7 separate regions of the Homo sapiens genome follow, and all the other regions are linked to region 6. A link is a loop called in an ENCODE intact Hi-C map of the cell type or tissue named here. Cell type or tissue: IMR-90. All regions are shown on one strand. Region 1 has its middle 49 kb from the start of KRTAP19-8. Region 2 overlaps MAP3K7CL (MAP3K7 C-terminal like). Region 3 overlaps GRIK1 (glutamate ionotropic receptor kainate type subunit 1). Region 4 holds the start of BACH1-IT2 (BACH1 intronic transcript 2). Region 5 has its middle 100 kb from the start of GRIK1. Region 6 has its middle 17 kb from the start of CCT8. Region 7 has its middle 20 kb from the start of BACH1-IT3.

Evidence for each region. A loop is a pair of places that touch in the nucleus more often than their neighbours do. Peaks named below come from ENCODE experiments on the same cell type or tissue, not always from the same donor. Only the 100,000 strongest peaks of a DNase experiment are listed, where the experiment ranks them.
Region 1: a loop joins it to region 6, with 11 times the contacts of the local background. A loop is called at or near these places in 5 of 110 quality-filtered maps.
Region 2: it touches region 6 in a loop (2.7-fold over the local background); 32 of 110 quality-filtered maps call a loop at or near these places.
Region 3: it touches region 6 in a loop (13-fold over the local background); 34 of 110 quality-filtered maps call a loop at or near these places.
Region 4: it touches region 6 in a loop (10-fold over the local background); 106 of 110 quality-filtered maps call a loop at or near these places.
Region 5: it touches region 6 in a loop (17-fold over the local background); 2 of 110 quality-filtered maps call a loop at or near these places.
Region 7: a loop joins it to region 6, with 4 times the contacts of the local background. A loop is called at or near these places in 9 of 110 quality-filtered maps.

What each region holds. Positions count from the first base shown.
Region 1 is chr21:31,085,096-31,089,095 of GRCh38, reverse strand. No RefSeq gene overlaps it. Among named protein-coding and RNA genes, the nearest start is that of KRTAP19-8, 49 kb to the right of the region's middle. In IMR-90, a CTCF peak has its summit at 2,454; a DNase peak (open chromatin) is centred at 2,475.
Region 2 is chr21:29,143,978-29,147,977 of GRCh38, reverse strand. The region is part of intron 2 of MAP3K7CL (MAP3K7 C-terminal like); the gene reads right to left. Among named protein-coding and RNA genes, the nearest start is that of MAP3K7CL, 15 kb to the right of the region's middle. In IMR-90, no CTCF peak of the experiment used is centred here; DNase peaks (open chromatin) are centred at 2,497 and 3,017; H3K27ac peaks cover 540 bases.
Region 3 is chr21:29,847,697-29,851,696 of GRCh38, reverse strand. The region is part of intron 1 of GRIK1 (glutamate ionotropic receptor kainate type subunit 1); the gene reads left to right. Among named protein-coding and RNA genes, the nearest start is that of GRIK1, 90 kb to the left of the region's middle. In IMR-90, a CTCF peak has its summit at 1,800 (motif pointing right); no DNase peak of the experiment used is centred here.
Region 4 is chr21:29,370,547-29,374,546 of GRCh38, reverse strand. It overlaps BACH1-IT2 (BACH1 intronic transcript 2), which reads right to left and starts at 2,046. Exons shown (of 2, transcript NR_046564.2): 1 at 1,984-2,046; 2 at 567-1,305. In IMR-90, a CTCF peak has its summit at 2,010 (motif pointing right); a DNase peak (open chromatin) is centred at 2,026; H3K27ac peaks cover 163 bases.
Region 5 is chr21:30,042,651-30,046,650 of GRCh38, reverse strand. No RefSeq gene overlaps it. Among named protein-coding and RNA genes, the nearest start is that of GRIK1, 100 kb to the right of the region's middle. In IMR-90, a CTCF peak has its summit at 1,994 (motif pointing left); no DNase peak of the experiment used is centred here.
Region 6 is chr21:29,088,216-29,092,215 of GRCh38, reverse strand. It overlaps a transcript of MAP3K7CL not described here. Among named protein-coding and RNA genes, the nearest start is that of CCT8, 17 kb to the right of the region's middle. In IMR-90, a CTCF peak has its summit at 2,031 (motif pointing left); DNase peaks (open chromatin) are centred at 995 and 2,025; H3K27ac peaks cover 1,223 bases.
Region 7 is chr21:29,474,326-29,478,325 of GRCh38, reverse strand. No RefSeq gene overlaps it. Among named protein-coding and RNA genes, the nearest start is that of BACH1-IT3, 20 kb to the left of the region's middle. In IMR-90, a CTCF peak has its summit at 1,688 (motif pointing left); DNase peaks (open chromatin) are centred at 175 and 1,525; H3K27ac peaks cover 831 bases.

The sequences.
Region 1 (4,000 bases), 2.0 Mb before region 6:
GGAAGTATTATTCAGCAAGAAAAAGGAATAAAGTTTTTTTTTTTTTTTTCTGAGACAGGGTCTTGCTCTGTCGCCCAGGCTGGAGCTCACTGCAACCTCTGCCTCCCAGGTTCAGCGATTCTCCTGTTTCAGCCTCCCAAGTACCTGGGATTACAGGTGTGGCCCACCACACCTGACTGATTTTTGTATTTTTGGTAGAGACGGGGTTTCACCATGCTGGCCAGGCTGGTCTTGAACTCCTGACCTCAGGTGATTCGCCCGCCTCGGCCTCCCAAAGTGCTAGGATTACAGGCGTGAACCACTGCACCCCATGTAATAAAGTTTTGATGCATGCTACTGAGAGGTGGCAACTGCTAGCAGCCCTCGCTCGCTCTTGGCGCCTCCTCGGCCTTGGCCTCCGCTCTGTCCCTGCTCCAAGAGCCCTTCACCCCGCTGCTTCGCTGTGGGGGCCCCTCTCTGGGGCTGGCCGAGGCCAGAGCCGGCTCCCTCTGCTGGCGGGGAGGTGTGGAGGAAGAGGCGCGGGCGGGAGCCGGGGCTGCGCACGGCGCTCGCAGGCCGGCACGGTTCCAGGTGGGCGCGGGCTCGGCGGGCTCTGCGCTTGGCGCGGCCGGCAGGTGTCCGCTGGGCTTGATCCGGAACGAGCTCCGTCCGGGCTGCGGGAGTGCCCAGGCTAGGTGCCGCAAAGACCCATGGGAGTGCCAGAGAGAGGTGAAGCCGGCTGGGCTTGTAGGCGGGGTGGGGACTTGGAGAACTTTTCCGTCTAGCTGAAGGATTGTAAATGCACCAATCAGCACTTGTGTCTAGCTAAAGGTTTGTAAACGCACCAATCATTGCTCTGTGTCTGGCTAATCGGGTGGGGACTTGGGGAACTTTTGTGTCTAGCTAAAGGATTGTAAACGCACCAATCAGCACTCTGTGTCTAGTTAAAGATTTGTAAGCGCACCAATCAGCACTCGGTCAAAACAGACCGAACAGCTCTCTGTAGAACGGACCAATCAGCTCTCTGTAAAATGGGCCAATCAGCAGGATGTGGGTGGGACCAAATGAGGGAATAAAAGCAGGCCACCCGAACCGCTGAGGTTCCTTTCCATGCTGTGGAGGATTTGTTCTTTTGCTGTTTGTAATAAATCTTGCTGCAGCTAACTTTTTGGGTCTGCGCCGCTTTTATGAGCTGTAATACTCACCGCGAAGGTCTGCAGCTTCACTCCTGAGGCCAGCAAGACCATGAACCCACCGGAAGGAACGAAACTCCAGACGTGCAGCCTTTAAGAGCTGTAACACTCACCGTGAAGGTCTGCAGCTTCGCTCCTGAAGTCAGCGAGACCACGAAACCACCAGAAGGAACAAACTCCAGACACACCATCTTTAAGAACTGTAACACTCACCGCGGGGGTCTGCTGCTTCATTCTTGAAGTCAGTGAGACGAAGAAGCCACCAATTCCGGACGCACTACAACATGAATGAATCTCAAAAATATTATGGTAAGTGATATAAACCAGACACAAAAGGACAAATATTGCATAATCCTAGTTACATGAAATATATAAAACAGGCAAATTCATAGAGATAGAAAGTAGATTAGAAGTTACCAGCAATGAGAGGAGGAGGAGGGGAGGAGGAATTATTTCTTAACGGATACAAAGTTTCTATTTGGAGTGATGAAAAAGTTTTGGAAATGGATAGTGGTGATGGTTGGACGATATTGTGAATATAATTGATGCCACTGAAATGTACACTTACAAATGGTTAGAATGGCAAATTATATCTTACCAAATATCACGTTTTACCGCAATAAAAGTTATAAAGACGATCTTTGCTTTTATAAATGAGTAAAACAAAAAAAAATACACAAACATTAGACATACAATTCAGTGAGCTACGAGCTATATTGGACTCAGTGGTAGCAACAGGAAGGGGCCCTGACGTTGTCAAAATTTTTCCTACATGCTTAGTGCTTTGTGTGTGCTTTCACTGCATCTGCAGAGAAGCCCTGAGAGGTGCTATGGGGCCTATTTTACAGATGGAAAAACAGGGCAAGTCCTGGTCCAAAGTTATGCAGCTCTATGAATCCAGCATTCAAATCTAGGTCTATCTGGCTCCGAATGGAGTACAAGCAGACCAGTAGTGACCATTTTGGGAAAATTGTTTCACCCTGGAGGATAATTTTCAACTTTTACTTAATTTAACTAGGGAAGATCACTGTGAGGGAGAATAGATTAAATGTGAGCAAGATCCTATCCAACTCTAATTTCTCATAGGATTTTTGCTGGAACTCATCACCCTCAGAACACTGATTTTGGGTTGAGTTTTCTAGTTTATACGGTTTTAGTGCACAACGGCAGATTTGGTAAATGTTGAATACAGTTCTTTTCCAATGTAATAATCCATCCATTTTCATAGTTTAAAATTGACTTTGGTAAGAAACAGAAGTTCTTGAATTTCCTGCCTGTGACCAGAGGAGGCCGCTGTTTCACTATGAATGTTTTTAGAGTCAAACGCAAACTCAAGCATATTGCTGGGTCCCAAAATTATCGTTCTTATTTTCATTCTCTCTCTCTCTCTCTCTCTCTCTCTCTCTCTCTCTCTCTCTCTCTCTCTCTCTTCCTCCCTCCTCTCTGGCCTTTCCTCCTTTCCTTTCCCTTTTTTTTATTTCCTTCTCCTGTTATTATTTCAATAAGTCAGCTCAGATGTGATAACAGGAAGGGGATGTTTCTCTTCTTCACATTCTTTGAACATTTATCCACCTCTTCCCAGACAAATAACTGTTTCCTTTATTTTATTTATTTATCTTTTTGAGACGGAGTCTTGCTCTGCCGCCCAGGCTGGAGTGCAATGGCGCGATCTTGGCTCACTGCAACCTCCACCTCCTGGATTCAAGCCATTCTTCTGCCTCAGTCTCCCGAGTAGTTGGGAGCACAGGCACCCACCACCACGGCTGGTTAATTTTTGTATTTTTAGTAGAGACTGGGGTTTGCCACATTGGTCAGGGTGGTCCCGAACTCCTGACCTCAGGTGATCCGCCTGTTTCGGCCTCCCAAAGTGCTGGGATTACAGGCGTGAGCCACCGCGCCTGGCCACCGTTTCCTTTAATAACAAACTTTCCAAGAAAATGGACCAAATGGAAAAGATACTTTTCCTTCCCCTTTACTATTTTTAAGGATGGAAATGGACTTTCATTTTTGGGTGTAGATTAACAGTTGAACAGTCACATGGCAGAGTTCAGTATTCTTTTCCTCAACCATTCATTTTCACAGTTTAGCCTGTCCTGGCCCCAGAGAGGGCAATGTGGGAGTTTAGAAAAATCCATTGTCAAATCTGGAGAGCATTTAGAAAAATATTTGATAGCTAAAATCATTTTCTGCATGGAGACTATAGCTTTCCAGAAGTTCTTTTGTTAAGCAACTGAAAAGAAATTTAGGTTTTCTTTCTTTCCTTCTTTCTTTTTTCTCTCTCCCTCCCTCTTTCCCTTCCTTCCTTCCTTCTTTCTTTTTCTCTGTTCCTTCCTCCCTCCCTCTGTCTATCCCTCCCTCCCGCCTTCCTTTCTTCCTTTTTTTCTGTCTGATCACTAATGAATCTTTTTAGAAAAGAAACATTTCAGTGCTTTCACCAATGTTTCTGATCTTTGCTTTCCCGTATCTCCATCTGTGTTACTTTAAAAAGCATCTAGCCAGGGCTTTTAACTGGGAAAGTTAATGAGCAAAAGCAAATTTTATCAATTAGAAAAAATATTTTTTAAAAGGAACTTTGTAGCCCGACAGATGAGGGGATCAAGGTGCATGTGTGTTGGGGGCAAGAAAGGTGTGTTACAAACACTATCTTCTTTATTCTAAATTACCTTGTGGAGGCGGGGGGGTGGGGGGGGAAGAATTATTTAATTTAAGGATGAGATGATTTAGAGCTCCAAAAAAATATTCATCTGCAGAAATGCCTCATCACACAATTTGGTTAGTGAGACCTTCAGTGGACTTGGTATTTGTGTCTTGGACACTACCTTTTTTTA
Region 2 (4,000 bases), 56 kb before region 6:
CATACACAAACATATATAATATATAATAGAGATACAGTACAGATACATACACAGTACACATACATATACAATACAGATACAGTACACATACACATACATATAATAGAGATACAGTACAGATATACAGTACAGATATATACAGTACAGATACAGTTAGGTTTATACAGTACACATATACAGTACAGATACAGTTAGATATATACAGTACACATACAGATACAGCACAGATACATACATACACAGTACACATACATATACAATACAAATACACATACAGTACACATACACATACATATACAATAGAGACAGTACAGATACATATACAGTACACACATACAGTACAGGTATAGTACAGATACATATACAGTACACATATACATACAGTACAGATACATACACAGTACACATACATATACAATACAGATACAGTACACATATACATATATAATAGAGATACAGTACAGATGCATATACAGTACACATGTATACAGTACAGATACAATAAGATATGTACAGTACACATACAGATACAATACAGATACATATGCAGTACATATACATATACTGTACACATATATATGCAGTACAGTACATATACATATACAGTACATACATACAGTACACATACACAGTGCAGATACATATACAGTGCATATATGTATACAGTACAGATACAGTGCATATACTACATATGCAGTACACTTATACATATAGTACACATACATATACAGTACATATACATATATAGTACCTATACATATATACATTTACAGTACACATATGCATATACAGTACACATACTATGCATATACAGTATGTATGCAAAATATAAGGTGAAAAAATAATTTAAAAACCAAAGCTATTTTAAATTATAATAAAGCAAGAAAAGATAACAGTTTTTATGTTTTCATAGTCATCACCAAATTTCTTGATAAAAACTTGTTGGTGTTCTTTTTGAACTAGAGGAAGTGACATGGGCCACATACAATGTGGAAACAAGTATCCTCTCCCAATGTGCTGATAGTACAGTCCAGAATAAAATGCAGTACACAAGGCATTTCTGGCATCTAAGGCATTGAAAGCATCGAAGATAATCACCAAAAAGATAATTTAAACAAGCATGGTATTCACTTTGACCAAACCCCTCAAGGGTCATATCACTTAATAGTCTCTGGTATATTTTAGTCAAGAGTAGTATAACAATACTTCCATTTAAAAGTAGTTTAAAATAATGACAATGCATCACCAAATTTGAATCTGTTTTGTATCTGCTCCTATGCTAGACAATGGGTGTCCTCAGATTCAGTGATATCACTTAACTTTAGCTCACAGAACAAGTAAAAACTGAGAAATTTCCCAAGCCCCTTGCTGCAGGTTAGAGGACAGTCTTCAGAGGAACTGAGATTCAGTCCCAAGGCCCTTTGAATGCTCTACTTAGACCAGAAGTGACAAATTCTGCCAATTACTGTGCCTTGTTAAATCCACCCCAATGTTTGCAAAGAATTGGACAAAAGGCAAAAATAATACACTTGTCACCACTGAACCTTTAGAGGTAGGCTTCATTATAAAACCTATGCTTTGTGAAACTGATTTTGTTCTTAAGTGCGTTTACATTCACTGCAGTACAAGTTTAATAACCTAGACATCACGACCATTTTAGCTCATTGGGTCCAAGGCCAGAATGATTTGGCAAAGGTAAATGGGAACACACTGTACTTGTGCATCCCAACCCTAATAATCATAGACAAGCAGGCACTTGTTGGAAGGAGAAACCACTCTGTAAAGTATGAGAGCAGCTGAGACATTCTAGAATTCTAGAAGACAGCCAGGAATGAATCTTAAGGCTTCCTGAGACTTAATCCACCTTGCCCCCTGTGAAGTCACACTCCTTCCTGCTTAATTATTAAAAAAAAAAAAGTTATCCATTTACTTTACTACAGTAATGTAAATAGCAAACACCTGGTATCAACAGACTTAATGAGGCCCGTTGTGGAAATCGACGTCCTTATTTATAGTCACGCCATGTCACCTCACACATATGTGACCATACTGATAAACTTACAGATAAATAAAGTAGCTTCAAATTGGACTCCTTGAGTTGAAATAAAAGTCTAATTGATTAACGTAGAAATCAACATACAATAGATGTTTTAGAGAGTCAAGCAAAATAAAAAGTAAGACTTTTGTTAAAGAATGGATCAAGTTGGATTAACCCAAGCAGGAAATAGCAGCGGAAACAAGAAAACCAAAGACAGATGTATGAAGCCTACCAAGTCTGAAAGCCAGGCCTGTATTTCACTGTTTGATGCCATCTGGTTTAGCTGGCATCCCTACCAGCCAGAAGTTTCAGGGCTTGCGAAGCTGCTTACAAAGCTGCCCCAAGTTGATGTGTGGTGTGTTTACTTTTAAACAGTGGCTGCCTTCTTTGACTGGTTTTAAAAATAGGCAAATATTCTAAAAGCAGGATGATGAATCACTGGATTGGGCCAAAAGGAAAGAAGGAAAATGACTCATGCTGACTTGTAGCACAGCTGTTCCAAAAACATTTGGCTGAATCGTTGTAAAACATTTTGACAGTGATACCGGATCGGAGTTCCTGACAGCAGTTAAGTTTGTTTTGACAATTCCAGAAGCATAAAGTAGACTGTACAGTAGCTGTACAAGAGACCCTCTAGCAAATTTAGCTTTTTTGAAAAAAAAAATAGTTGCTTGATATGTTTATAATGGGACAAAATCACAGCACAAGTACATTTTTATTAAAATTTACCAATTATTTATTGTGCAAGACAGGGACTCAGACTTACGCAAATTGGCAAATCACTTTATCATATTTTTAATGCATTAAGGAAGTAATTTGAAGGCTTCTTCTTCAAAATGGCACTGTAGACTTACTAGACCAAGCAAAATGTATCCTAAGAAATTTTTTAAAGGATGAAATATAAAGGAAAGAAGAGGAAAATTTTTTATATAAACAGATGTTCACTGCCTGTTTGGCAAATACAATGTGACTAAGCCAACGTCCTTAAGCTAGAACTTTCTTACTGACAGCCCAACCATTATGATGTACCATAGTACATTTGATGATGGGCTCTTTTCAACATCTATTGAGCAGCTGTTGGGTTGGTTTCAGGATTATTTTGTTTGTAGATTCCCTTCAATTGTCTTCTCTGTGTTTCTCCATAACTTGAATAAATAGGACACATTGGGTCTGTAATCCAAATCCTCCCTGTTATTTAGCAATGATAGCTAGCAATCAGTTAACAGAGAATATTGAAGCTGGAAAGGACTAGGCAACCATCTGGTCCAGCCCCCTCAGAGTAGAGCTAAAGACAAGGACCCCAAAAAGGGAAAGAAGCCACCCAAGACTCCACGATTCGTGGCCATGTAAGACTAAGGGGTGTCCCCCAGCCCTGGGCTCTTTCCACCATACCACTCCGCTCTTCTTCACTTACTAGTCCATAGGTTCTCAGACTCGTATTTCATGAACCAGTAAAATTTTCCCTAAAATATTCTGGCTGGGCACAGTGACTCATACTTGTAATCCTAGCACTTTGGGAGGCCCAGGCAGGAGGATCACTTGAGGTCAGGAGTTCGAGACCAGCCTGGCCAACATGGTGAAAACCTGTCTCCACTAAAAATACAAAAATCAGCCTGGCTTGGTGGCACATGCCTGTTGTCCCTGCTACTCGGGAGGCTGAGACAGAAGAATCGCTTGAACCCAGGAGGCTGCAGTGAGAACTGGAGGTTGCAGTGAGCCAAGATCAAGCCCCTGCTTGCACTCCAGCCTGGGCAACAGAGCTAGACTCCGTCTCAAAAAAAAAAAAAAATTCCCTAAAACATGGGGAATTATGTCTTAAGAGCATCCAACTTTTTATTTAGCTAGTGAAGATGATTCAAAAATGACCACCGGATATCATTAGTATCCCTTTAGGACAGAGAGAACATTTCAACACCAAAATCATAAGGCAATCATAGAGTAAAGGAGTGGCCATTATATTAC
Region 3 (4,000 bases), 760 kb before region 6:
TGGAATAGGTGCTGTACATGAATCTCCTCATAGCTCATGAAGTTAGTTATTAGATTCTGTTTTGCAGAAGAGGAACTGTGATCACACAGCTGGTAGGAGTCAGAACCAGGACTCAAGCTAAAGTCATTCAGACTCTGGCATTTCCACTGCATTATAGGGCTAGAAAAGGGAGCAAAGGTAAAGAACAGACTGAAAGTGAGATCCTAGAAGATGCCATGTTATGGGAAGAGGATGTTGTTCACATTTATTGATTTATATCTCCCTTTTGTCTATTATTGCCTTTGTAAACAATCTGTGTTGCTCAAAGATTGCTACTCTCTTGTCTCAAAAAAATCATTTCTAGGCCGGGGGATGTGGCTCATGCCTGTAATTCCAGCACTTTGGGAGGCCGAGGTGGGCGGATCACTTGAGGTCAGGAGTTCGAGACCAGCCTGGCCAACGTGGTGAAACCCTGACTCTACCAAAAATACAAAAGTTAGCTTGGTGTGGTGGCTCACGCTTGTAGTTCCAGCTACTCAAGAGGCTGAGGCAGGAGAATTGATTGGACCTGGGAGGCGGAGGTTGCAGTGAGCCAAGATCTTACCATTGTACTCCAGTCTGGGCAACAGAGAGAGACTCCATCTCAAGAAAAAAAAAAAAAGAAATCATTTCTAGTTGATTCATTTTCACAGACTGATCTGTAAAGCAAATAAGCTAAGAGTTTGTACAGACTGACAGTAATAAAAGGTAGGAATAATATTATTGGCATCTTGAATTCATTTGTGTTAATATCGTAAGTAAAAGTTTGCTCTAAAAGTCTGTTCTTCTAAAATATTAAATTTCCTGCTGAGATACTCTCTGGCTTTTATACAAACATTGTTACTTGTTAGTTACCTTGTAGTAGTTATACTATTTCCCCTGTTATACTGAAGATTCTTACTTCAAAATGAGCTGAAGATGTGACTTATGAGTTTACATAAAATGAAAAAAGTAGTTTTGGTTCTTAATAAAGAGAATTTATGTGCCTGGTACATTGCTAAGACTAAGGAACTGGCAGAGTCCAGATGGAGGCCAAGAATACAAGATGTTATGAGCACTAAACAAGGACTCCAAAATTACTTCCATCAATAACCTGTGGCATCTGCGACCACCTTATCCATTCCTGGGATTCGTTTTTTGTTCATTGTTGTGGTGGTGGTTGTCCTTGTTGCTTTGAATAGGAGTGGCCAGGGGAGAGGATATCTGAGATTGGGTACAGGGTGTGTATGCAGTTAGAACATTAGGGCGATAGCAGTATTATCTTTAATCTTGAACACCTTAGAAATGGATAACACCCAGAGCCACACATCGAAAAGATAGAGATTTTTTAAATACCCTTCAAACTGCTTAATTTGTAGTCCTAACAAAAAAAAATTTACATCTGCTGAATTATGTTCATATCTGTGAGATTTAAGAAATGCTACCCAGGATCTACATAAATGTTCCATTTATGGCAAAGAGAAGATGATTTTGTTTATGAAAAAGAGATAACAAATATTTGAGATAGTTTTTAAGGATCTTCTGTCAGCAAATGTTAATGCAGTAAGGAAGATATCATGATCCTTCTGAAAGTCAGCGAAACCGAACCAAAAAGGGATGACATAAACTTCACGGGCATATGCTATTTTAAGATTTGCACAGATTTCTGCACTCTAAAAAACGTGAGTTTCATGGGGGCTGTTTGTTCTCTCACTCCACACACATATGAGAGGGTGAGAGAGAGTATCTCCAGTAACAGGGGCCATCCACTGTTGGGTTCAGTCATTCTCTCTTAGAGGCACCAGAGGGCACCAGAGGGCATGAAGATCAGAGCAGCAAGCCGCTCTACACTCTGCATCTTTATGCTAGCTTCCACCATAATTAACACCTGCAGAATCCTGGGGTAGTTTTCTCACCATGCACTTGAAATGTGCCAGCTTTTAAGAACCCTTACCGGCACTCATCTCGAATTTAAGGCACACTCTCTCATTAGAGGTAAGCTGAGAAATTGGAGTCAAGGAGTTAAGCAGAGAGAAGGGGATAAGCACATGGACACATTGTCTTTGGTGGTTAAGAGGAACATTGCTAAAAACAAACGGCCTTTTATTGGCCTTTCCTCCTTCCTGACATCACTCTACACTTATCCTTAATGAAGTAGTACATAAGAACTGTGTCTGACGCTCTAAGGAAGGATGGGCGCAGGAAACAAAGTATAACAAAGGAGGCAACACTACAATGACTTAGAGGATTTAGTTTTTAAGAGCTTTTCCCCTATTGATGGATGCTCGACTGATTTTATCTCATCATCAACCTTGGAAGCTATTAGCAGAGGAAATTGCACTTACCATCTGTGATGTCCTGGCAATAACTTAATATTGTTCTGAAGGTTTAATTCAAATCGATTTAATTCAGCAAACATTTATTAATCTCATGAATGTTTGGCACCATACTAGAAGCTAAGGGATACCAAGATGAACAATGCAAAATGTTTTATTTTTACTTCAAAGGTTTTAAAACCTAATAAAATACAAGAAAAATATTAGGAAGTACAATACAGTCTGGGACATGAAAAGAAAAAGTATAAACAATATGCTTAATCATTCATTTATTCATTTAATAAATATTTTGGCAACTATTATATGCCAGGAACTATACTATGTGTGTTTGTAGACCTTGGTTAACAAAACAGATTTGGGTTCTGTTCTGCCTTCACAGAGTCAGTTTGGGAAATGACAGAGTGTTATGATAAAGAAACATTTGGCATGGGAGAAAGTTCCGAAAATCTATTTGAATAGGGTGGAATAAATGAACTTCCATAAGAGACGACATTTAAGAAGAATCAAGTCATCCTAAGGACTAGGAAAAACACATTTTACGTATACCAAACAGCTAAGGTGAAGATCGTGGAAAAAAAAAAAAATATATATATATATATATATATATACACACACAACTTGGTCTATTTAAGGAACCCAAAGAAGGCAAGCTGTAGTATATGTAATAAACGGTATGCAAATGCCAGGCTATATAGAGCCTTGTAGATGATATTAAGAACTGAAGAAAGAGAGAATACATCTAGCCACAGGGATCCACAAATCTTTACAAAGAAGGTTTCCATTTGAGAAGGATGAATAAGATTTTGACAAGCATGATAGTAGAAAGCAGGATTTCTGGATAAAAACAATGTTACGAGCTTAGACACAAAAGTGATAGTTTGTGTATGATTTAGACTCTAATAAGCATCAAGGTGTGAGTGGAGGATTCAATTGCACTAGGCAATTGAATTGTTTGCCATGAGGCCGGAAGCACAGGTTGGAAAACATAATGGAGAACTTGGACAAATTACTGGTTCATTAGGGGCATGAAGGGAAGTCACGGACATTATTAATGCCAGACAGTGATACTGTTGGCATTCCAGCTCAGATAGTCTAATTTAGCAGAAGCATGCATTGTACATTGGCGGGGACAGAAAGAGAATTTAGCATCTCTAGATATCCACATTGATGGCATTAAGGGTCTTAGGGTGGTAAAAGTGCAACTAGAAGCAGCGTACAGATAAAGTCGTTGCCAAGGCAAAGTCTGATTATTGGACTTGAATTGGCTGAGACGATCAAGTTAGAAAAAAACTTTTAATAATAATAATAATAATAACTTACGTTTAACCCTGGGTAACTGAGAGAGTATAAATGCTACTACTAGTTAATTAAGGCTAAGTAAAGCAATGGTGAATTTTATGTGTATACACATACACATGTGCATGTGTGTGTGTGAGAGAGAGAGAGAGGGAGAGAGAGAGAGAAAGAGAGAAACAATAGTGTTGCAACCTGAATAAACAAAACAAAGTAATTAGGCAGTATCACAGCAATACTGTTGAGAATGATTAGGTGTGTTCTTGAAAGCATGATCCAGCATCCCGATGCAACCAATGGAAAAGTGGAAGTCCAGCTGAGGATACAGAGAATGCAATGATAATTGTTTCAAAGATGTTTGACTTGATGTAGTA
Region 4 (4,000 bases), 280 kb before region 6:
TCTGTTCTGTTTTTTAAATGCTGGCCACAACCCCACACAAATTGATTTCTAGACCTTAATAGTCTCTAATCAGCAGTGTAAACAACTCTCATTAGAGGGAGAGAACCCTTAAGAGGAAGGGGAAACCTTGGGTTTCACAGGCATGAACAGCAGTGTTTCTTCTCTCTGAGATATGCCTCCCATACCCACAGCCCCTTTTTTTTCATCATACTGGGATCCTATATTCCTGATTGCCTACTTTCCAGGTGAGTTATCTCCTCTGGAGTTCCCACCTCTCTACTGGATCTCTTATGTAACCACCTGATATGGTTTGGCTGTGTCCCCACCCAAATCTCATCTTGAATTGTAGCTCCCATAATTCCCATGTGTTGTGGGAGGGACCCGGTGAAAGAAAATTGAATCGGTTTCCCCCATACTGTTCTCAAGGTAGTGAATAAGTCTCACAAGATCTGACAGTTTCGTAAGGGGTTTCCCCCTTTCCTTGGCTCTCATTCTCTCTTGCCTGCTGCCATGTAAGATGTGCCTTTCACCTTCTGCCATGATTGTGAAGCCTCCCCAGCCTCATGGAACTGTGAGTCCATTAAACCTCTTCTTTCTTTATAAATTACCCACTCTCAGGTATGTTTTTATCAGCAGTTTGAAAACAGACTAATACACTATCCTCAATGCCTTTCTAATTCTACCCATTGTACATGGATTGGACTCCTCAATGCCAACTCCATTCATGAAATACTTTCCAAGCCCTTTCATACCCAGCATGTACAAATTGTCCCCAGCACCTTCTTAACAAGTATGTCTGAATAACAGAAAACTACAATAATAATGCATGTCAGAATTATATGATGTAAAGATGTGTCTGTCACTGCTACCAGCTCTATCTATACCTCTTTCTCTGTAATCCTTATAACCATCTGACACATTAGGTCACATAGCTATTTAGCGGTGGACTTGAGCTTCGAATCCAGGTGTTCTTGGGAAACTTGCAGATCATAGAGAAGCATGAACACAAAGAATAAGTGTGGCCTTCCAGTGGTGGGGGCAGGGTGTCATGAGACACAGAGCAGTGGTAGGTCTTATGCAGAGCCTCTTTAGGGTTTTACACCACTGGTAGAAGAATCTGTCTCTAGACCGAAGAGTTCAAACCGAGAGACTTCTTGCTTTCTCACAAAGACAGGCTTCTGGCCATTTAGCTGCTGGGCTTTTCATCAGCCTTGAGGAATGAGAGACCTTTGTGGAGCTCTTGTTTCTAGGCGTGAGAGCAGGGGAGAGGCTGAAAAGCATCTGACATTCCTGGCGTCCCATTCTCTAGACAAGAGGGGACACTCATAAGGGCCTAAATACCTGTCCAAAGGCTTCAGTCACAATCCCTACTCTGTAAGGAAAATCTTGGCATCATTTCATCCCATACAACTAAGAAGAAAGATATATATCATGATAGCATATGGATGTGTTAACCATCTTCCCCCATTTTCACGTTTTAAGAATTTTAGGGCCGTGCATGGTGGCTCACGCCTGTAATCCCAGCACTTTGGGAGGCTAAGGCTGGCAGATCACAAGGTCAGGAGATCGAAACCATCCTGGCCAACATGGTGAAACCCCCGTCTCTACTAAAATACAAAAAATGAGCCAGGCGAGGTGGTGTGCGCTTGTAGTCCCAGCTACTCGGGAGGCTGAGACAAGGGAATTGCTTGAACCCAGGAGGCAAAGGTTGCAGTGAGCCAAGATCATGCCACTGCACTCCAGCCTGGCGACAGAGCAAGACTCTGTCTCCAAAAAAAAAAAAAAAAATTTTAGGTCTGGGGTGAGTTGGAGTATTGCTGAGGAGAACCTTTCTCAAGGGCAGGGCTCTCGGAGATCATGTTCTCATGGGTCCCCGGGACCGGTCCTCAGGCTCGCTAGTTTAAGGTGAGTGGAGTGGTCTCTAGGAGCAGAGCATGATAACAACGCTAGGTCACTCATTTACAACGGACTGTAATAAACTACCTTTTTCCTTCCACCAGGGGGCACCATTCACATAGACTTCAACAGCAGTGGCATCAACAGGCCTACAAAGTGGTGGTGGTAAAAAACACACTTGAGACCATCATATGTATCTGAAATCAGATACGATACCTGAAAAACATAAATCAAATTAATGCTCATATGGTTGCTTGCTGTCCAAGGAATTCAAAGCAAAGGTGGAAACTGACCCTTACATCACTTCTTCCTTCTAGATGAATAGCATCAGCTACATTTTCTTTCCCATTATGTAATGTTTCTATTCTGACCACCCACCTGTGATGGACATAGTCTTTTTAGATGTGTTAGTTTTAATATTAGTCAAGACTTAGTCTCAACCGTTCTCTATTAAGTGACTTTGCAGATATCTGATGTCATCTCCATTAATGCAGATTTTCATGTCAGATTCAGCTCTGAGTTCACCTTAATGCGGTGGTGGTTCCCATAGTGTAGTGCCCAGGCCCCCGCATCAACATCACTTGGGAACTTGTTAGAAAGGCAAGTTCCTGGTTCCCAACTCAGACCTACCTACCAAGTCAGAAATCTAAGTGTGGGGCCTGCAATCTGTGTTTTTACAAGCCTAACAGGGGATACTAATGCATGCTAAAGTTTGAGAACCACTGACTTAATATACAGTTTCCAACCCGGATGACACTAGAAACAACTACGGGACTTTACAAAAATATGGGTGTCCTGGCTTCCCCCAGAGCCACTAGGGTAGTGGAAACAAATGTCACTATCAAATGGATCTGGGTTTGAATTCTGGTTTTGTCACTCACCAGCTATGTGCCTTGTGGAGGCTCCATCTTCTCATCTGTAAAGTAAAAGTCATCGGACCTGCCTTGTAGGAAGGTGTAGGAGGGGAAGGTTCAGCAAATGCCTCATAGAGAGATTGACTCATAGTACATCTTCTTCCTTGGCCTCCACCGCAACTAGAATCTTATTCACCCGGCCTGTGAGGGTACAGTTCTCACCTTGCCCCAGAATCACCAGGTGAGAATGATTTGCTAGACCCGCTTTCTGAAGTTTCACAAATGGACAAACATTTTCACAGCTGTTACTGGGATTTTGCCATAAATCAGCAGGAACACACCCGAGATCTGACAAAGCTATTTCAAACTCTAGATCAATGAGGAGGGAAGTTGCTATGAAGCCGGGTTTGCCAACTGAGAGCATTGTAATTGTTCGAGTTGCTCTTGGGATCTAGCTCAGATTCCTGCTGACACCAGAGAAGTGAAGAATGAAAATAGTTGCCTAGAAAATCAGAAGCAGCTCCCCAAGTTACCTGCCACATACAGGTTTGTTTTTCCTTAATTATCTAGGTAATTGCTTTGCTTCCTCTACCTGCCTTTACCAAGAGATGCCTGGCCAGAAGAGCGAGGAATTAAAGTACCTGTGGAGGCTGCCCACCGAGTGAAGCTGCAGGCTGCCCATCCCATCGCAGTAGCTCCTTAGTTGTCAGTAGGTTGTTTCTATGAATGCCCCCTCCATCAGAAACCAATGAGGTTTTTCCAATTAATCTAAATCCCTGCTCTTGTGGAACTGGTGCGGAGACAGTGGTTAAATGCTAAATTGTCAGCCCAAAGTCAAATCCTTTTATTTAAAAACATAATATGCAGAATGGCTTCCTAAAACAAAAATTGGGAAAATTGTTAACATAGAGACTTCCAGGTTTTGCCAAGGGTACAACTGTTTTCTTAAACACAGTTTTTAACAATTACGTACAAATCAAACCAAAGTTCATCCAACCCACTCTCTGAATTAGTCTCAGTACAATGCGCATAGACAGCTATCACTAGAGTTAGTGAATATTATGGGAAAAATTAGAGGCAAAAGTTGAGACTGGAGCCGGTGAGAGTTAACAAAAACACTATTTATATAGAGAAAAATACATTTTAGAGAAGTATAAACATACTGCTTGGCATCAACATAAAAGCCCAAGTGCAAGTCAAAGGTAACCCAAAAGGCTCATAGGTCCTCAGACTACAGAAACCCCCCTACT
Region 5 (4,000 bases), 950 kb before region 6:
TACCCTGAATAGAATAAATGCCATATGTGTTTCAAACAGCTGGACATAAAATATCTGCAGACTTCATAATTGGTTTTTGTGTTTTGGCTTGATGCAGAGAATTTGCCAACCTGCAATAGCAGGATGATCAGCTACCAAGGAGACCACTTTGATTCTCCCTACCCCTCCAGATGCTGCTAGGAAAACTCAAATGGGAAGCACAGATGACTGAAAAATAACAGATGTGGAACAGGTCTTTCGGATGCTCAGTAAAAAAAATATGTGGTAAAACAAATATGTACTCTTTCTTCACTTTTTTCCTACATATTCAAAAAACTATAAGTCAATATTATTCACAAAGCAGTTAAATGTTTCTTATTTTTCCGTTTAGAAATGTATATAAAGACATAAGTAGTCTTTAATAGTTTTATTAAAACTATCAATTCCATTGCCCCAAAGTGATATTACATTTTTCAAAAAGACTTACAAAAACAAAATGTCCAAAGGCAATCTATCAAATGATAGTGATTTCTAACTCACTCAGCCATAGATAATTTTCACCTTTCACTCATTGGCTCTATTTAGGAAAATGATCTTCTTTATTAACATACTAGCTGGTTGCTCAAGAAGCATCAATGATAGTGATTAAAATAGCTGTTTTAGAAAGCTACCATCCAATCGTTATGGACCAAGATAAAGGCATAAAATGAAAGGAAAAGACACCCAAAATTACATCTAATAAGCAAAATTTTAATATTACATTTGCTTTGCAGGATAATCTTGCAAGATGATGATATAGCTCTTTGCTCCTAGTAGTTAGAGAGTTATCAAATAGTCATAGATTCTGGTATTATCAGAATCCATTCAAAATTAAGGGATAGTGGCTTCCACCAAAATTCTTTGGGTGTAATATAAAAGCTACGAAGGCAATTCTGTGCCAGAGTTTACTTCTACTCTGCAATATTCGCTAAAAAAAAAAAATAGGCATTCTTCTTCTATAATCAATCCTGGTTATCTTCAAATTAGAATATTGCCTGATTTGACATTTATAATGTTTGTTCTCTTACCAGGCAGGCCAGGAAAATTCTCATAAAGTCAGAAAAATACATAGAGTTTCTAAGATGACTGAAGAGTACATGTCTCATCCTTTCAATACTCACTTCCCTACTCCATTTCTTACCCCCTCACATCAGGCTACATTTATAGAAAAACAAAACTATTTTAATCATCTCTAGTTGGATTAAGGTTTGCTCATCTACTTTCTAGTAGTAGCTGTATACTGTAATATTTTACATAATAAAAACAATGTGTCCATTTTTTTCTGCCATCTTAATTCCAGCAAATCAAATCTTTTCTTAATATGTTATCTACCTGTTATTCTGACAAAACTCAGGTATTGTTATTTATCATCTCTGTACAGTCATCTCAAGCATTCACCTATTTGAATTTTTTTTTCAGTTTTATTTTTTTCTAGTTTAATGATGATGATGATGATGATGATTTTTAATAGAGAGGGGATCTCACCATGTTGCCCAGTCTGGTCTCGAGCTCCTGGTCTCAAGTGATCCTCATGCCTTGGCCTCTCAAAATGCTGGATTAGGTATGAGCCACCACTCCCGGCCTAAGCTTTGTTTTTTTAAAAGTTTTACTTGCTTCATTTAGTTTGGAAATGATCGAATAGGCATATGAGATATTCCAGGTGCTTCGCCTTCTTTTCAGGAGTCATGTCTGCTAGCAGTCCAAAGCCTTCCCTGAGAAAGCAGGTGGAATTGTCATGGATAAAACACTGGTCTATCTCAATCTCTTCCTTTTCACCTTCTGATTTCTAGAACATATAAATCTTCAATGTTTCCAAGAAATTAACTACATTTATAAGTATATATGTATCTTCTTGGTTTTAGTGGAGGACTCTGGGATAGATCTGTCCTCAAAGTCCACTGTGGAAAACAAACAATATGAAAAAAGTGGGAAATTAGAATATCACAGAAAGAAAGCCATTTGAGTGCCCTCTTGTGGAATAAAGCAGCACTGCAGCTATTGAAATTAGTGACTTAGTACTCTTAGGTTAAAATATTATTGGGAAAGTAAACAAAGAATGCTGAGACAAAAGAGAGAGGGAAAACAAGAAGGATGGGGGATGTTTATTTTAGGCAACTACTGAAAAATAGCAAGAAGGTTTGCAACTTCTATAATGGTCAATTTAAGGAAAAGGGGCAAAAAAGCATACTGGTTTATAATAAACACTATAAACTACATTATTTGCACTTTACTTCAAGATTATGATGTCACATAAGCCTTTGGCTACTGGTTCAAAAATTAGTTTACTCCTGATTAACCACTGTCAATAATAAATAAGGCTGGAGAGTATTTTCCTTTGTAAATTAGTGGTGATGGCCATTTCTATGGAAATGGAAAAATAATGAAGCTCTCCCTGCAGTGTGAATTGTCAAGCATATATATGAAATGCAGCTTACATAACAAAATGTAACTGCTAATAGAGAAGTCAAAATAAAGGTGAATTTAAGACAACTGGGAGTTTGTCTTGTTCCCAAGAAGACCATGCCATTTTTGGATATTACTAGGAAAGGTAAGGATAGTTGGTATGAGCTCAATGAATAACGTAAAAAATAAGAAACTAAAGCTATTATGGCATCACAGTGGAAATATGTATAGATTCCAAGAACCACTGAACCCTAATTAATGAAGCAGCTATGCTTATTCGATTAAGTGAGCTGAATATGGTCAATGAAAAGCGATAAATACAAGGAACTAAAGAGTTGGTAGACATACAAGGAACTCCAAAAATCCACTGCATAAAAGCAAAAAGGTCACTATAAAACTTTATCAAAATCAAGTATTTGGGAGCTGTGGAAATTATCCAAATGTTTGCAACACTATGAGCAGCTTTATTCAAGAAAAACAGCTTAATGTTATAAATAACAATGAGCTCTGTGAGGTTTGCACTTGCTCTATTCCTCTTTTCCTAATTCCATGAAAGCCCTAAAAACCAGAATCCTCACAATCATGGTAGCTAGGAAAAATAACAGTAACAGGGTGAGTGCGAGTTAGAATGAGCTTGAAGCTCCCAAAAGCCCTATCTCCAGAAAATCAACACTATTTTCACGCTTTTTGCAAAGGTTGCATTCATGGAGTTGGTCTATACTTGACCTGAGCTTGTTCAGTGAGAAAAGTTTTATCTGAGGGAATTTGTTTAAAAAAAAAATCCATCAGCAATTGCTTAACATTGCAGCTGCCTAATGCAGTGATGCCAACTGGGCAAAGAGGCTGGACAAAGATTCTCTGTATTCCTGGAAATCTCAAAGCCCATGCACAGGTGCCCAGGAAATCATGTGCATTAATCTCCCACCTCTGGCTGATCTTGAGGCTCTGAACAAGTAGAAAGTAAAAATCAAGATAAAATTGAAAACTGATAAAGATGAAAATGTGTTCAAACACACTGTCAGCATATTGGTGCCTCAGCAATGGGTAGTAAACAGATTGGTTCAAGGCATTTGGAAAAATTCTATCTAATAAAATTATCTGACCTCTATGCTGAGCAGAGACCTCAGGGGCTGCACATGACAAGGAATACAGACTTTATAGAATTAGTCCTGGAAAATGACTAAACAAACAAGCAGCAACAACAGACAACCTTGGGTAGGGAGAAAAATTCGATTTCTAGTGTTATCATTTTATAATATTAAAAATGTTCAGCTTTTAACATGATAAAAACTTGTATGTGACTGGCGAAAAAACCCCAGGAAACTATAGTCCATAAATGAGTTTTAAAAAACAGATAATAGAAACTAACTTGAAGAAGTCCAGCTTCTGAAATTGATAAATAAAATCTTTAAATCAGATAGTACATGTTCCAAAAACTGCACCTAAAGAATTAAAGGAATGTATGAGCATAATGTCTCACGAAAAAGAGAATATCAATAAAAAGGCAAAATATAAAAAAGAACTGAATAGAAATTCTTGAGTTGAAAAGTACAATAAAGGAAATGGAAAATTCATTGAA
Region 6 (4,000 bases):
AAACCACTCAGCCTCGCTCTGCCTCAGATTTTTCTTATAAAAACAAAGAGAGCTGATTATAAGAACTCTAGGATTTCTACCACTTCTAGAATTCTACCCTTTACCAACATCTTAAATTTGCATTTAATATACTCCCCACTTGGGAGACACCATGCATAAAATTACAGAAGGCAGGATTTGGAGTCATGCAGGCCCAGCTTGCAATCCCAGCTCTGCAGTATTCTAGCTGGATTATGTTAGACAACTCCCCTAGCCCTCCCCATGCTCAGTTTCTTCATCTTTAAAACAAAGGTGATAACAACAGTATCCAACTCAAAAGGACTTTTGTGAATATTAAATGGAATTATATGTATAAACAATTAATACATAGTACCTGGTACATAGGAAGCACTCAGCAGATGGGAGTTACTATCATGTATTTGAGAATGGACAGGCCAGGTGCAGTAGTTCATACCTGTAATCCAAGCACTTCAAGAAGCCAAAAGCAGGAGGACTGCTTGAAGCCAGGTGTTCAAGACCAACCTGGGCAAAATAGCGAGACTCCATCTCTATGAAAAAAAAAGAAAGAAAAACTTAGCTGGATGTGGTGGTGCACGCCTGTGGTCCCAGTTACTTGAGGGGCTGAGGTGGGACAATTACCTGGGCCCAGGAGGTCAGGGCTGTAGTGAGCCATGATTCCACCACTGCATTCCAGCCTGCGTGACAGAGCAAGGGGCTGTATTGAAAAAATAAAAAAGAAAAAAAGAAAAGAAAATGTACACTCAGGAAAATAAAATTGAAGGACTTTTATTAAGAGCTATACCTCATTTTGTGATGGAGGGAACTAGAGTGACTTAAAAATCAACTGGCTAAAAACATTCTATTTTTTAAAATCTCAAAACTGTAAACGACAGTCTCTTAGAGGGAACACAGGCCATCTCATGTTTCCTGCATGATTCAAATTGGTGGATAATTAGTCATAAAGATTTTCTGAGTAAACAGCACCATTTGGTAATACACTGTTTTCTGCTGGTTTGGTTAGGGATGGAGAAATTGTGAATGAAAAAGGAATGTATATAGATGTGTTGTCCAGTACAGTTGCCACTGGTACCATGTGGCTATTCACAGCTTAAAATGTGACCAGTTCAAGAGGAGAGGTGCTGTAAATGCAAAATTCACAGCAGATTTCAAAGATTTGGTACCAAAAAAAGTAAAATATTCAATAAAATGTTTATATTGACAAAATGTTGAAATGATAAAATTGGTAAGTTGGAGTAAATAAAATATTTTAAAATGAATTTTACCTCCTTTTTAGTTTTTTAATGTGACTATTAAGCAATTTTAAATTACATATATGGCTTGCATTATATTTCTATTGACCAATGCAGTATAGAGAGGAAAAATAAGAACACACATACACAAAGAGCAAGAAAAAAAACGAAGTCCCGGGGATGCAGCAATTTTAAAAAAAAAAAAAGTGAGGAAGGCCACAGGCTTGATGATCCTGGCTCCATGCAAAAAAAGTCACTAAAATTGATTTTTCTATTAACAAAGAAGCTGCCGGGCGCGGTGGCTCACACCTGTAATCCCAGCACTTTGGGAGGCCAAGGCAGGCGGATCACGAGGTCAGGAGATCAAGACCATCCTGGCTAACACAGTGAAACCCTGTCTCTACTAAAAATACAAAAAATTAGCCGGGCATGGTAGGGGTGCCTGTAGTCCCAGCTACTCGGGAGGCTGAGGCAGGAGAATGGCGTGAACCCAGGAGGCGGAGCTTGCAGTGAGCTGAGATTGCACCACTGCACTCCAGCCTGGGCGACAGAGTGAGCCTCTGTCTCAAAAAAAAAACAACAAAACAAAACAAAGAAGCTAATAGAGATTGCATTCCCTACGCCTTTTACGTATTTCATTTTGTAACATTTGGTAGAAGAAAGAAAAGAGAAGTTGTGCCTTCCTCACTTCTTTCATTGAATAATCTCTTTTAATCTTATAAAACATTGTGTCCTCTTTTGGTCATAAGTGGATGGAAAGACATAAAAATAAGGAAAGTGCACCCTCTGCAGGCTACTTAGCAATACAGAAATACTAAACAGCAAAGTTCTGTAAAAAATACTGCAGAATGAATAAATGAATGGATGAGTTAACATTTCACATTACTGCATCTACTGCTGTCATCACTGATTCAATAATGGTGAAAATAAAGGCAAGGAAATGGGTCGAATAGTATCAAAATTATTAGGTTATATCAATTCTTTCTTTTTTCCTTCCCTCCTGCCTTCTCTCCCTCCTTCCTGTCTTTCCTCCTTCTTTCTTATTCTCCTTACTCCCTTCCTTTCTCCTTTTTTCCCTTCCTCCCTCCCTCTCTTCCCTTCCTCCCTCCCTCTCATCCTTCCCTCCTTCCTGCTTCCCTCCCTTCCTCCCTTTCTTCCTTCCTTCCTTCCTCTTTTTTCTTGCTTTCACTCTTGAACAGCTTAGACACATCTTGTTTGGAAATCCTATATAAAGACAGAAGGCAAAAGGCCAAACTCAGCCTAGAGATTTATGCTGTTTATTTCAGTACAGTTTCCTTGTGAGGTTAATGCTTCATTCATGTTTCTAAATCCAATCTGGCAGACAAAGTAAAGAAATAATAAGGCCACAAACATCACCAGCCACAAGCTTAATGGTGTCAAGTATGTGATTATAAGCAGCCCCTAACTTAGGAAAGGGTTACCTTCCCAAAGGCAGTTTATATTTTGGTTGTTTGGAACGAGAAATCTTTTTCTCATTTTTTCTGGGCCAGTTCACAAGGGCACAAATACGTATTAACCCATAATGTATGTGAGATAGATAATAATAACATCATTATTTTTACTTTATCAAACACTAATATATAACAGTATTTTTATGGAAAAAGACAAATGTAAGGCCCATCTTGGGCTCTCAGATTATCCTTCTTTCTGCAGGTGGTGTGAGCAGTCTTCTCCCAGTTTCTTGATTCAGAGATGAGGGTTATGTCTGGGAGATCCATGCCAGACAACCCCAGGACCAGTGTCTTTTTTTTTTTTTTTTTTTTTTTTTTTTTTTTTGAGACGGAGTCTCGCTCTGTCACCAGGCTGGAGTATAGTGGTGCGATCTCGGCTCACTGCAACCTCTCCCTCCTGGGTACAAGTGATTCTCCTGCCTCAGCCTCCCAGGTAGCTGGGACTACAGGCATGCACCACCACATCTGGCTAATTTTTGTATTTTTAGTAGAGACGGGGTTTCACCATGTTGGCCAGGCTGGTCTTGAACTCCTGACCTAGTGATCTACCTACCTCGGCCTCCCAAAGTGCTGGGATTACAGGCATGAACCACCACGCCTGGCCAGTATCTTGTTAGCACTCTTTAGTGCAAAACAAGGAAGCTAACTCACAGGTACAGTCACACCCCAAGATTTCTGAACTGGAGAACAAAGAAAAATTAATATCATCATCAGAGAAAGCAGCGCCCAAATGGTAGACTCTCTCTGCTTTCTTCAACACACACACATGCACACACACTTTCCTGTGTCACCAACACTCATTTTATAGATTGGGCATCTGTAGGTTAAGACTGACTGTAATGATAACCAGGCTTCAATAGCTTTAAGAAATACAGCACTAGTGTTATGGAATATATTTCCTATTAGCATTTTTATTATTCACAGCGTAATTTAAGACCAATTTAATTCCTTTTAACCTATTAAACAAAACTAGCGTGGTTAAATTAAACTTTGCAGTGTGTAAAATAACTTAAGGAGAGCTTATGAAAGGGAATTTGGAATAACTCAGAAATTATATTTATTGCTTACACATAATTCAAAACAGTGCGAAAATGTAATGCAATCTGTAAACTTGTGTTTTTGTCAAACAGATTATATATTTTAAAATAAACACTTGCAGGAAAACACAACAAAAGGTGATAGCATTTATTATTTGCTTTTTCTTATGGTTACATTTAAACTTTTTAATCCAGAATATATACAACAGCCTAAATTGTGTGCCTATTAAAGCTTCACCTT
Region 7 (4,000 bases), 390 kb before region 6:
AGACTAGAACGGCTAAGTCTTCTGGACTCCGTCCTTCTCCCATGCTGGATGCTTCCTACCCTCAAACATCAGCCTCTAGGTTCCTCAGCTTTTGGACTCTTGGACTTACATCAGTTGTTTGCTGAGTGCTCTTGGGCTTTAGGCCACAGACTGTACGTTGGCTTCCCTACTTTTGAGGTTTGGTGACTCAGACTTAGCCACTACTGGCTTCTTTGCTCCTTAGCTTGCAGGCAGCCTATGATGGGACTTCACCTTGTGACCTTGAGAGCTAATTCTCCATAATAAACACCCTTTAGTATATACCTCTATCCCATTAGTTCTGTCCTTCTGGAGAACCCTGACTAATACACCAGCTCTGCCGTAGCCCTCTGGGTCAGCCTGTTCTCCCCGGCCTCATTTCACGCTCTCTTCCTCTAGCTGTCTGTGCTCCAACCTGCATTCCTTAGACACACCATTCCCACCTCTGTCCTCTGCCTGGGCCCATTCTTTTCCACCAACACTCCCCTTCCCATCTCACTGCCTTTCCCTGCTTAATGTCAATCCATCTTTCAGATTTCACCTTCAGTCTAACTTTTTAGGGAGACCCGGCCTGACCACCCAGCTAGAGCAGGTCTGTGGTTGTCTGCTGTGATTCTACAACATGTTTTTTTTTTTTTTCCTTCGGAGCTCTTCCTTCAGTGTGTGATTACACATGCACTCCTTTGGGTGTTTTGTTTGAAATCAAGGTTGTTTTATCCACCTGACCATATGTGCTATGAGCTCGGGGAGCACACCTGGTTGTTCTCAGCATGTCACCCAGCTGGACCTGCAAAGAGTGCCACATATGCAGTATCCATTGCCTGAACAAGTGACTCCCTCTAAAATTCACAACAAAGCTAATAGCTGTTGTGCCTGAGGACATACAGCAAGTGCAGCCACAAACATCAGGTCAGACATTAGAAAGCGGCGCTCAAACTTCATGGCTTTCTAAGTCCCCATGCCACCAACCCTTCTGGACAACAGCTGACTTCCATTTCTAAAGAACCATAAAAAGGTCATTGGTTTGCAAAATCAAAATTTGTTCTGGGTGCTACTGTGCCCTCATAAATGAAATTTTGTTATTAAAGGAATGAACCTATTAGAAAACAATTTTTGGTGGAGTTTAAAGAAACAAGTTTCTACTCTCTTCCCCCACCCCCCCCAAAAAAAAAATCACACCATCTGGTACAAATCAAGAGAAAACTCACCCTGCTAATGACATGTGCAAACATGAATAATGAGGGCTTGAGGGTGGCAGAAAAACAGCATTCTCCCTCTGATGTGAGTCAGGAGTTTTAGAAAGTCTGAGATTTGAGAAAACTTTTCCAGGAAAAAGTAACAACAGCTTTTCATTCTCAATGTGTCAGTCAGTGTTTGAGTTAAAGGAGAAGACTAAAGAAAAAAAAACCTCAAACCCAACAGAGATTCCAAACTGCTTTAACATGATAGAACTAAAATATCTGATATTCAGAAAGCATCACAAAACTTGGCCTCGCGGAGCCAAAGAGGGCTCAACCACAAAACAAACACTGTCAGGGAAAACAGAGTTTCCACCAAAACAGGAGCAGGCAATTTTCTAGGAGGCTGGACAAAAAAAAAAAAAAAAATGCTTGTCACACAAAACCACAGAGTCCCCAAGGGCAGCGAGCCGAAAGCAGCATTCGTGGACGGCTGCCACCAAGTGGCCACTGCAGGTATTACATCTACTTAAAATGCTGTTTTGTTTTTTTGAGACGGAGTTTCGCTCTTGTTGCCCAGGCTTGAGTGCAATGGCGCGCGACCTCAGCTCACTGCAACCTCCACCTCCCGGGCTCAAGCGATTCTCCTGCCTCAGGCTCCCAAGTAGCTGGGATTACAGGCACCCGCCACCAAGCCCAGCTAATTTTTTGTATTTTTAGTAAAGACGCGGTTTCACCATGTTGGCCAGGCTGGTCTCGAACTCCTGACCTCAGGTGATCCACCCGCCTCGGCCTCCCAAAGTGCTGGGATTACAGGCGTGAGCCACCACGCCCAGCCAAAATGTTTTAATTCCTAAGATTCCCCCAGAGAAAACTACCTGTGAAATTCTCAAATCTAGAGAGCATGTCTTGGGATTTTTCATTACTCTACCTATCAAACAATCATTTAACAAGTTAAATTTTCCCCCTTTAAAATTGGATAGGGAGGCAAAATACAGCTAATAGTAGAACACATATGTCTCATAAAATGTAAATTTATTTTTGTTCCCCTACTCTCACTTAAAATGTACTCAGTCAGACTAGTTCTTCCCCTGCTCCAGGAAGAAAATCCAGGCAGCCCAAGACTTTTCTGGATATGTAAAACATTGTCACAAATTAGTAACTAAAATGATTGGTTCCATGTACAGGTCTGAATTTCAATCTAGTGTTAAAAGGTGAGTCCACTCCACCTTGGGCCAGAATCTAGCAGGCAGCTGGCGTTGGAAAAGGAGGGGATATAGTCTCTCTTCCTGGCTTATTATAGCATTTTGCATTCTTTTTCCATTCTGCTAGCTTCAGTTTCTGACTCCTTTAAGATTGAGGGTCCAAGAGAGGGGAAGAGATGGGAAATTTCTAACTTAAAGAGTAGCCTCTCTCCTTGGTGTTTTTGTGGATTCTTGAGAGACTCTGCCACCAGAAGTCTCCCCTGTATTTGCTCAGACTGTGGGCTATGAATTGAATTGTATCCTTCCAAAATTCACATACTGAAGCCCTAATCCTCAATGTGATGGTATTTGGAGATGGGACCTTTGGGAGGTATATAGGGCTGGATGTGATCATGAGGGTGGGGCCCTAATGACGGAGTTAGTGCCTTTATATGAAGACACTAAAAAGCTTGCTTACTCTCTCTCCACACACATGCACCAGAGAAAGGCTGTATGCGGACACAGTGAGAAGGCCACTGTCTTCAGGTGAAAAAGAGGGCCCTCTCCAGGACCTAATCATACTGGCATCTGATCCCAGACTCCTAGCCTCCAGAACTGTGAGAAAATACATTTTTGTTGTTCTACCTATCAAGCAATATGCCTGTTCTTTGGTATTTTGCTGGGGTAGCCCAAGCACACTAAGACACTGGATGAACATGTCTTTATTCTGACTGTAGGTATCATGTACCCTCATTCCTCATCAGCCCCAGGAATGCACTGATACAGGCAGATCCTCTCTGCTGAGACCTTTTTGCCTCTGCAGGTAGCCTTCTTGGACAAAACCCCAAGAGAATTCCAAGCCAGCCTTTGCTGACATAGCCCATAGCTGGACCATGAGAAACACCCCTGCAATGTTTGTCTTAAAACAAAGCGACAGAGGCCAACCCTAAGGGAACTGCAATTTCTTTTTACTTCTGCCCTAAGAGTGACTGGCCAGCTGCCTCTCGTCTTTTTAATTTGCCCCGTAAAAGTCAGATAATCCACTGTGTGCCCACCAAAATTCCAGGTACATAGAGAAAGTCCTCCCAGCAAACTCCTTAAAGCCCCATGTCATGGTTAATTTCATGTGTCAACTTGGCTACACCACAGTACCCAGATATTTGGTCAAAACAGTCTAGATATTGTTTTGAAAGTCATTTTCAGATGAGATTAACATTTAAATCAGCAGACTTTAAGAAAAACAGATTAACCCTCCATAATGTGGGTAGACCTCATCTAATTAGTTAAAGGCATTAATCGAAAAAGAATGACCTCCTCTAGAGAAGGGAGAATTCTGCCAGCAGTCTGCCTTCAGACTTGAGCTGCAAAATCAGCTCTTCCCTGGATCTTTGGCCTACCCTCCACCCTGCAGATTTTGGACTTGCCAACCTCTACAATTGTGTGAGCCAATCTCTCTTTCTGTGGTGTGTGTGTGTGTGTGTGTGTGTGTGTGCGCGCGCGCGCGTGTCTATATATCCTACTGGTTGTTTCTCTGGACAACCCTATTACAACCTCACTAGTGACTTGAGGAAAGGGAGGAAGCATCCCCTTGTTTATCCCCAACCAACAGTTGTCCCTAAA